Linked DNA regions of Homo sapiens: region 2 is linked to region 1. A link is an interaction called in ENCODE POLR2A ChIA-PET data of the cell type or tissue named here. Cell type or tissue: A673. All regions are shown on one strand. Links, peaks and the distances in the headings refer to the core of each region. The heading gives the core; the rest is flanking DNA. Region 1 overlaps MYO1B (myosin IB). Region 2 overlaps LOC105373804 (a long non-coding RNA gene).

The links. ChIA-PET counts read pairs that join two places held together with the same protein. Peaks named below come from ENCODE experiments on the same cell type or tissue, not always from the same donor. Only the 100,000 strongest peaks of a DNase experiment are listed, where the experiment ranks them.
Region 2: POLR2A ChIA-PET joins it to region 1 with 5 read pairs; 11 of 35 experiments call an interaction of 5 or more read pairs at or near these places.

What each region holds. Positions count from the first base shown.
Region 1 is chr2:191,252,366-191,256,765 of GRCh38, forward strand. The region is part of intron 1 of MYO1B (myosin IB); the gene reads left to right. Among named protein-coding and RNA genes, the nearest start is that of MYO1B-AS1, 8.4 kb to the left of the region's middle. RefSeq lists a silencer at 3,658-3,952. In A673, for the core only: no CTCF peak of the experiment used is centred there; no DNase peak of the experiment used is centred there.
Region 2 is chr2:191,199,863-191,204,262 of GRCh38, forward strand. It overlaps LOC105373804 (a long non-coding RNA gene), which reads left to right. Exons shown (of 4, transcript XR_923707.3): 2 at 266-329. Among named protein-coding and RNA genes, the nearest start is that of MYO1B, 43 kb to the right of the region's middle. In A673, for the core only: no CTCF peak of the experiment used is centred there; a DNase peak (open chromatin) is centred at 2,449.

The DNA of each region.
Region 1 (4,400 bases), core at 252-4,251:
GAAGGAAAATAGAGTTAGACTCCTGATGTCAGCTTTGTAAAGGTTCATAGATGTCTCTTGAGTATCTGTAATTACATGATCTCTTAAAAACCTCTTATCCATGTACTGAAATTCATCTTGAATTGTTTATTTTTATCCTGCATTCACACAATTCACACTTTAAAGATAGAACTTGATTATATTGGTATTTTTATTTCAAATTTTCAATTTTTGGAATGGCAGAATGTTGCTATTGAAAAGTGTCTTAAAGGTCACCACTGTAACCCCTTCATTGTGCTTGAGACCTGCTCAGCTCCTAAATTTAACAGGGGACGGATCTGAGAAACTGACTCCAAGTTGTAACCTCTTGCTTAGTTTTCTTTCTAGGGAGATATCCGTCTCTCCAAACCTGTCGAAATCTAAATTTATTACCTCTTACCTAATACTTGGTCCCCTGTGGACTTCACTTCACTGTTTGTGCTAATAGCCTTTTCATCACCATCTTGACTTTGGATTCTAGAGCATCACCTACTTCCCCATTTTCTGTGACCCTTACATTCCTCCTGTCAGTCACTATGTCTGATTTATTGTTCTCCCCTATCTTTTGCCCTTTGCAAATCCTCAAGCCCTCATTCTGGTTCAGACCTTTAAAAGGCTGAGTTACTGGAGTATAGTGTTACCCAAAGTGAGTTGTTCCATAAAAAATTAGTAAGTTGGAAAAAAAAACAAAAAACAAAAAAATACCCTACCCATAAAGTTGGTAAATGTTCCTGTAAAAAGGGTTCCTTGGCCAGGTACATGTTAGAATAGCTGGTTAAGTTTCTTTGCAGAAAGACTTCTCCTGGCCTTCATTTGTGACTGTGTACTGTGAATTCCCAAGAGAAAGATACAGTATTCACTTGTCCCAACTTATGTCACCATTGTACCACGTTTTGGGGGGATCATTTCGTAGATAACACTGCTATAGTCACTTCACTGTAGCTTTTTAGGTTCTGTCACTGCCTGGCTTCCTGTGGGAATGTGCATTCCATGTGAGCCGTACTTGGTTCACTCTCAACTGTGTCTTGTGCTTTTACCTTGTTGTTCTGGATCGTTCCTTCCCCCCAGAAGCCCCTCTCCCCTATCACACTGGCACATCTTTCAGTGCCCAGCTTTGTGCCTGTCTTCTCTGTCAGTTTTCCCAGACTCAGGTTGCGCTTGTTCTTCTGAACTTAACTGTTTCACAACTTAAAAAAAAAAAAGAAAATATTTGAAGCACAATGAAATGTTGAAAGTAACCTTACACATTCATATGGTTAAATTATTGGAATTCCCACAAAATTCCATTTTCCATATTTGCGTCAGTTGACACATCACATGCACATCACATTCTCCTCTGTTTCCCCCCACAGGTTAGCTTGCACATATGTTCAACAAGCTTGTTGCTTGTGGGGCTTTTTTCTTTAATTTTGTGTTACTGAAATTGTGTTGCATTTAAATAGAAATTCAGGGAGAATTGACATCTTTATGGTTTAATGGCTTCCCATCCACAAACCTCATAAGCTTCTTTAATAGTTCTTTTATGTCCTTCAATGAAATTTTTATCATTTTGTATGTAAAACTCTTTCATACCGCTTGTTAGATTTGTGCCAAGGTGCTTCATGGTTTCTGTGGTCATTTTGAATGAATGATTTAGTACATTTCTGGTTAGTGTTGCTGGTGTACAAGAAAGGGATTGATTTTGTATTTGTTTATAAATAGTTCTTGATTGATCAAGTTCACATCTAAACCTGTGTTTGCTGTGGGAGCCTGCAGTTGGGTGGCTTTTCCAATACAGCATAAAATAACTTAGCCTTTATTGAAAATGTCATAATTCACTTTATTTTTATTTATTTATTTATTTTTTGAGACAGAGTTTCGCTCTTGCTGCCCAGGCTGGAGTGCAGTGGCATAATCTTGGCTCACTGCAACCTCCACCTCCCAGGTTCAAGCAATTCTCCTGCCTCAGCCTCCCGAGTAGCTGGGATTACAGGCATGCAACCACCACGCCTGGCTAATTTTGTATTTTTGGCAGAGATGGGGTTTCTCCATGTTGAGACTGATCTCGAACTCCTGACCTCAGGTGATCCACCCACCTTGGCCTCCCAAAGTGCTAGGATTACAGGCGTGAGCCACCGCGCCCGGCCTCTTTTTTTTTTTTAGAGACAAGTCTGGCTCTGTTGCATAGGCTGGAATGCAATGGCATGATCGTAGCTCGGTGCAGCCTCATACTCCTGGACTCAAATGAGCCTCCCACCTCAGCTTCCCAAGTAACTAGGACTATTGGTGTGCGCCTCCATGCCCAACTAATTTTTAAATTTTTTGTAGAGGTGATGTCTCATTGGTCCCAGGCTCCTGGCCTCAATCAGTTCTCCTGCCTTGGTTTCCCAAGTGCTGGGATTACAGGTGTAAGTCACCACACCTGACCTAATTTAAAAATTATATGCAGTACTTTTAGAAGTAAGGAAGGGGTGACTTTTAGTTATTTAATGTGTTCATTTATTAACTCATCAAATGTTTAGGTGCCTAGTATGTTTCAGGCACCGTACTAGGTACTGTGTTTTTGTTTTTGTTTTTGTTTTAGAGACAGGGTCTCTCTTTGTTGCTCAGGCCGGAGTACAGTGGTGTGAACATAGCTCACTGCAGGATCGAACTCCTGGGCACAAGTGATCCTCCTGTCTCCACCTCCCAAGCAGCTAGGACTACAGGCAGCATCTCCACACCCCACTCATTTTTTACATTTTTTTGTGGAGACGGGGTCTTTCTATGTTGCCCAGGCTGGTCTTGAACTCCTGGCCTCAAGTGATCCTCCCTCCTCAGCCTCTTGAAGTGTTAGGATTACAGGTATGAGGCACTACACCCATCCTGTACTGAATCTTTAATGTTGAACAAAACAGATGTGGTTTCTGCTCTCATGAATGTGAAGGGGAAGAGACATTGTGGAAATGGACACGGATAAATATGTATTCGTGGATTAGCATCGATACTGTGAAGGAAAAGGACAGGGGGCTGTGAGAAACAGAAAGGCGGAGAGAGGGAAATTTAGATTGGGGTACAAGGAGAGCCTGACTTAGGAAATAAACATTCACACAGCTGCCTGAAGGATGAGTTGGTGTTAAAGAATGAGGAGGATGGAAGAACTTTGTAGGCAATAAAAAGAGGCTCAGAAGCCCCAAGGTGGGACTCTACTCTGAATGACACAAAGATGGGAATTTTAGTGACTGATGACTTAAATCAAGTTATTAATTCTTAGTAAATTATCATAATAGTGGTATTTAACAGTGTTTTACACACTATTATGACAAAGTGAAGGTATTTATTTTTTATCAGTATATCCTCATCCTGCCAAGTGAAGCTGGCTAGATTCAGAGAGCTGCCTCTATGGTGAGGCTTGAATGGGGCCACTGCCCACACCCCTACCCCCTCTGCATTTTGAGTATTGCCACTGCTGCTGCCATTGGGTCCTGGCATCTGCTGGACACGAGCGTCCTGCTCAGCAATTTTCTCCTGAGCTCTGCACTAATAGACGGGGTCCTTTAAGGTCAGGTCAGGTCAGGTCGGAAGAAGACTGCTCTGCCCTTCCTGGGAGGGGTGGTGAGCAGGGCCTTCTATGTTTTTTCCAGTGTCTCAGCCTTCTCCACTCTCCCTCCTTCACTGTCTCTTAAACACACACTGAGGGCTCAGGCATGACAATGGGATGGGATCCAAACTGAGTTACACACCTGCCTAGAATCTGTGCTCTGTTTGGTCATTGAAGCATTGCTCTGGGGCAGGCATGACTGAGCTTAGTTGAGATAAGTCCTCTGTATAGTGAAAAGCTATGTGGTGCAGTGGTTATGGGCTGGGCTCTGGAGACAATACTGGTTTTTGAAACTTGACTCTTCTCCTTAGTAGCCCCCGGACCCTGGGCTTGTAGCTTAAACGGTCTGCCTCCATTTTCTCATCTGCGCAATGTGGGTAATTTTGCAGAGCTGCCTTCTTTGGGTTATAGTAAGGATTAAATGAATCAACACATGTGCAGCTCCTAGAACAGTGTCAGGCACAGAGCAAGCACTTGGTGTAGATGTTAGTTACTACTATTCAGCCTTTCCTGCAATGCTTTCCTGGGGTTCCTCCTCCCCCACACCAGATATTTAAATCTGTTTGAATCCTAGCAGTGCACATAATTTAGGATTTCATACGAGGGACCCCTTTGGAAAATATGGGGAGAAAGATGGCAAAAAAAGAAACCAAAATGTTAAGTGATTGTGTTACGATAATAGATTGGGGTGACTTTTACTTTTAACTCTCTATTTTCTAAATCTTCTATAACCTGGTTATGTTACCTCTGTACTAATAATATAATAAAATTATTTGAAGAAAGAAAAGTCAGGCTGGCGGTCTCCAGTTGGTTTGCTAAAAAG
Region 2 (4,400 bases), core at 102-4,101, 53 kb before region 1:
TCTCTTGTATGCTGCCAGGTAAGCCTTCCGCCATCATTGTGAGGCCTCCCCAACCACGTGGAACTGTCGGTCCATTAAACCTCTTTTTCTTTATAAATTACCCAGTCTCAGGTATGTCTTTATCAGCAGCATGAAAACAGACTAATACACCTCCCCAGCGGGTCATCCAGAGCCAGCACCTGGAAATGGGGGAAGCAGGTGTGGTGGACTGAACCAACAGTGGACGGAACTTTGACCTCTGGACATGTGTTATAATGCTTTCTAGGTCCTGGTTCCTAGAGAGAGGTTAAGAGTTCTACAACTCCAGAAGAAATATAGCCCTCTCCCAGGTAAGCCATGTAGCACAGCTCCAGAGGGTGCAATTCCCACTGAAGTCTGTGAATGATGCCCATGGTGTTGTGCAGTGTGCATGCTGCATGACCATTCACAGTGACCCTGCCTCTCCCGGTGATTCCTAGTCCCAAAGGAATCAATCACTGTACTCACCATCTCTGGCAATAGGAGGAATGGAAACAGTGCTAATAATGACAAGGCCAAGATTTATTCAGGTGCTTATGCAAAGATACATTATTTTGCATACCGTTTTATTGCACATATTGGAAGTGACTTTCACGGATCTCCACTTTTCAGATTCCTTCCAGCTTTGCCAGGGGTAATTTGCCCAAGAAGCACAATTATTTATTCCAATTAAATGCTAATTTCACTCCCTTGAATCTAAATCTAAATCTCCTCTAGGAAAAAGAGGTTAATAATTCTTCTATTAACAAGGATGACTTGATCTAGTCTACAGTGGGCTCAAAATGTGCAAAATTATTTAAATTAGGGCGGGAAGCTAAAAAATATCCATGATGTCTTCAAAGCAACAAGATTTTTCCTTAATTATTTAAAATTTAGCAGTGGTGTGTACTATTATTGAGTCTCTAAACCAATGGTTCTTAAAGTGTGGTTCCTAAAATTGTATCATCAGCATCACCTGGGAACTTTGTTAGAAATAGAGTCTCAGGTCCTACCTAAGACCTGCTGAATCAGAAACTCTGGGAGTGGGCCCAGCAACCTGTGCTTTAACAAGACCTCCAGATGATTCTGATGCACATGCCAAGTTTGAGAAGCAGTGTTCTGGATCTAAGATAGTGATGCTAGTCTTGGCTGTATGTTAAGATCACTTGGAAAGTTCTTAATATGATGCCCAGGCCACAGCCCAGGCAAATCAGAATCTCTGGGGGTGGAGCCCAGATGTAATTTCCCCAGGTGATTGCAATGTGCATCCAAGGTTAACAACCATTGCTTTACAAGCAATAATTCTAAAAGTTAAGTGTGTGTGAAAAAGACTTGAGATACTTGTTAAGGATAAGACGTGCTCCTGGAGATTCTGATTCAGTAGATCAATGGTGAGGCTCAGGAATTCATATTTTTAGCCAGTAGTCCAGGTAATGCTGCTGCACAAGATGCATGGGCCACCCCACAAGGAACACAGTATACTTAAGAGCCAGACCGCTTAAATAGTCTTGAGGAAGGACTGTGCTTACTAGTGGGAAGTCAGAAACCGTAGCTCTGAGGAGTTAGGGTTGTATGTCAAGAGACTTTGACAGATGACTGCATGAACAAGGTAGGAAATGGAACTGTAGGTGCAGAAAGGTGATGAGGCTGTTTAATTGTGATGTACTTGTCAACCAGTACCTTTATTTGTCTTGGGAGCTCATGAGCTCTCTTTGTGAGAGAGACTGACCCAAATTACCCCTTCCATTGTATGGTTCTGTGCTGGACACCTTGGCTGGCACACCCTAACAAAGTGAATCCAAAAACAAGAAGCAAAGTAGTCACATGAAAATAACACAGATGGGTGGGGCATGGCAGCTCATGCCTGTAATCCCAACACTTTGGGAGGTCAAGGTGGGTGGATCACCTGAGGTCAGGAGTTCGAGACCAGCCCGGCTAACATGGTGAAACCCCCATCTCTACTCGATGATACAAAAATTAGTCAGGTGTAGTGGTGGGCGCCTGTAATTCCAGCTACTCGGGAGGCGGAGGCAAGAGAATCGCTTGAATCTGGGAGGCAGAGGCTGCAGTGAACTGAGATCATGCCACTGCACTCCAGCCTGGGTGATAGAGTGAGACTCCGTCTTGAAAATAAAAAATAATAATAAATAAATAAATAACACAGACTTTGGAGTCAAGCAATTTGAATTTGGATTTAGACTTGAATCTGCATGTCACCACTTGCTGTCCATGTGGCCTTGGAAAGTTACTCCTCTCTCTGACTCTGTTCTGATCTGTCAAACGAGAATATTGATAACTACCTTACAGAGTCATTATGAAGATTAACATGAAAAGCACTCAGCACCCAGTTGGCTCACAACAAAGGTTGATTGTTATTTTGAAGTGTTAAATGTCCCATCACCATTTATCAACCAGAGTCTGTGTTCTAATTTACTGTACCGGATGCTGTCCAGTAGTTGTGACATCTGGGAAATTCCTCCAGCTCCTCTGCATTGACTCACAGAATTCACAACAGGAACAGACATGAAAACTCACCATAATCTTTTAAACTAAGTAAAAACAACTAAGACTGGATAATGTAGGCAATGTTTTTTATCTACATAAGCACTGCACTCGATTAAGTCCTCTGAACTATTCTCCTAGCATCAGTTGAGCAAACTATACCCATAGCAATTTGGCTGGTAAAAAGTTAACTTGGGAAAAGAATCTTAAGTACCTTCCCAGCTGTGTTCTAATTGCATGTTTAGAAAGAGTATGCATACATTTTTTAGTGTGGTAACATCAAGGATAGATGTTGCTAAAGAGAATTTTAAGTGATTCATGCCCTGTTTTCTTATTCAGGAAAGCTTTTTCTAACTTTCTTCTGATAAGCCTACAGAAATAAAAGAGAATATGGCAGAGGAAGGCATTAAGAATTAAAGTCGGGAAAGTATTCAAGAAGTTACCCAGTTTATTTTTTGAGTTTCAGACAGAAGGGTCTAGCCTGACCCTCATAAGGATCAGATGAGGCAGATGGAGGCACCTCGTCTCTCAACCTAAATTCTTAGTGAAGTCCCTTATGGCTCAGCTGCAAGCCTCCTGCCACAGGACACGCACATTTCCTCTAGTGGGTTTGGGGGTGGAGAGCAGCTGGTATCACTCTCTTCATAATTACCCCGTATACTTAAAGAAGACAATTGAGTCATCCTTTATCCTCTTTTTTTCCAGGAAAACATCCAGTTCCTTAAAACTTACCTCATAGGTTCTGTTTTCCAACACTTTAATCATTGTGTCTTTTGTGTGCCCTGGCCAAGTCCCCTGCTTCCTCTTAGACCTGGACCTGGTCCCTGAACAAGGACCTGACTGTGCTGACAGGAATAGGAAAGCCCCCCTGTTTCCACACTCACTTGTAAGCCAAGAAAGTAGGGAACAGCCATCCCTGGCATTATTCCAGATGTGGGAAACTCTGCTGTCCACAGGGACAGGCAGGAGCATACACAGCATGGGTGAGGATCGTGTCAGAAGGAAGAATGTGCACAGCCTGGCCAAAGAGGCCGGCCCTGCTTGGTTACAGTGGTCTGCTGCCCTGAGGCACATTGTTGCCAGGTCTTCTGATTTTTCTAGAAAAGTTCAAAATCTGGACTTTAAAAGTATCTGCTTTTTTTTTTCCAATGTTGTCTACCCTCTCAAAAATATTTAAACAATCTGTGGGCAAATAAAACATGTCTGGAGGCTGAATCGGGTTCCTGGGCCTCTTAAGAAATTCTATTCTATGGCTGCATAGTATTCCATGGTGTATATGTGCCACATTTTCTTAATCCAGTCTATCATTGTTGGACATTTGGAATACTATGCAGCCATAAGAAATGATGAGTTCATGTCCTTTGTAGGTACATGGATGAAATTGGAAATCATCATTCTCAGTAAACTATCGCAAGAACAAAAAACCAAACACTGCATATTCTCACTCATAGGTGGGAATTGAACAATGAGATCACATGGACACAGGAAGGGGAATATCACACTCTGGGGACTGTTGTGGGGTGGGGGGAGGGGGGAGGGATAGCATTGGGAGATATACCTAATGCTAGATGATGAGTTAGTGGGTGCAGCGCACCAGCATGGCACATGTATACATATGTAACTAACCTGCACAATGTGCACATGTACCCTAAAACTTAAAGTATAATAAAAAAAAAAAAAAAGAAATTCTATTCTAGTTAATGTAGTATAAACAAAGGCCAGTCAGGTGTGGGTGGGAGCCTGGGGACAGGTTAGGAACACAGATAGAAGGGCAACTCATGTTTAGCAAGAAACAACCATAATAATGAACAGCTGTAAACACTCATTTAGATGAGGAAAAAAGAATTATTAATAAAGTATTGAAATAATTACCATTTTAATTCAGTGCCTGGAGTATAGTA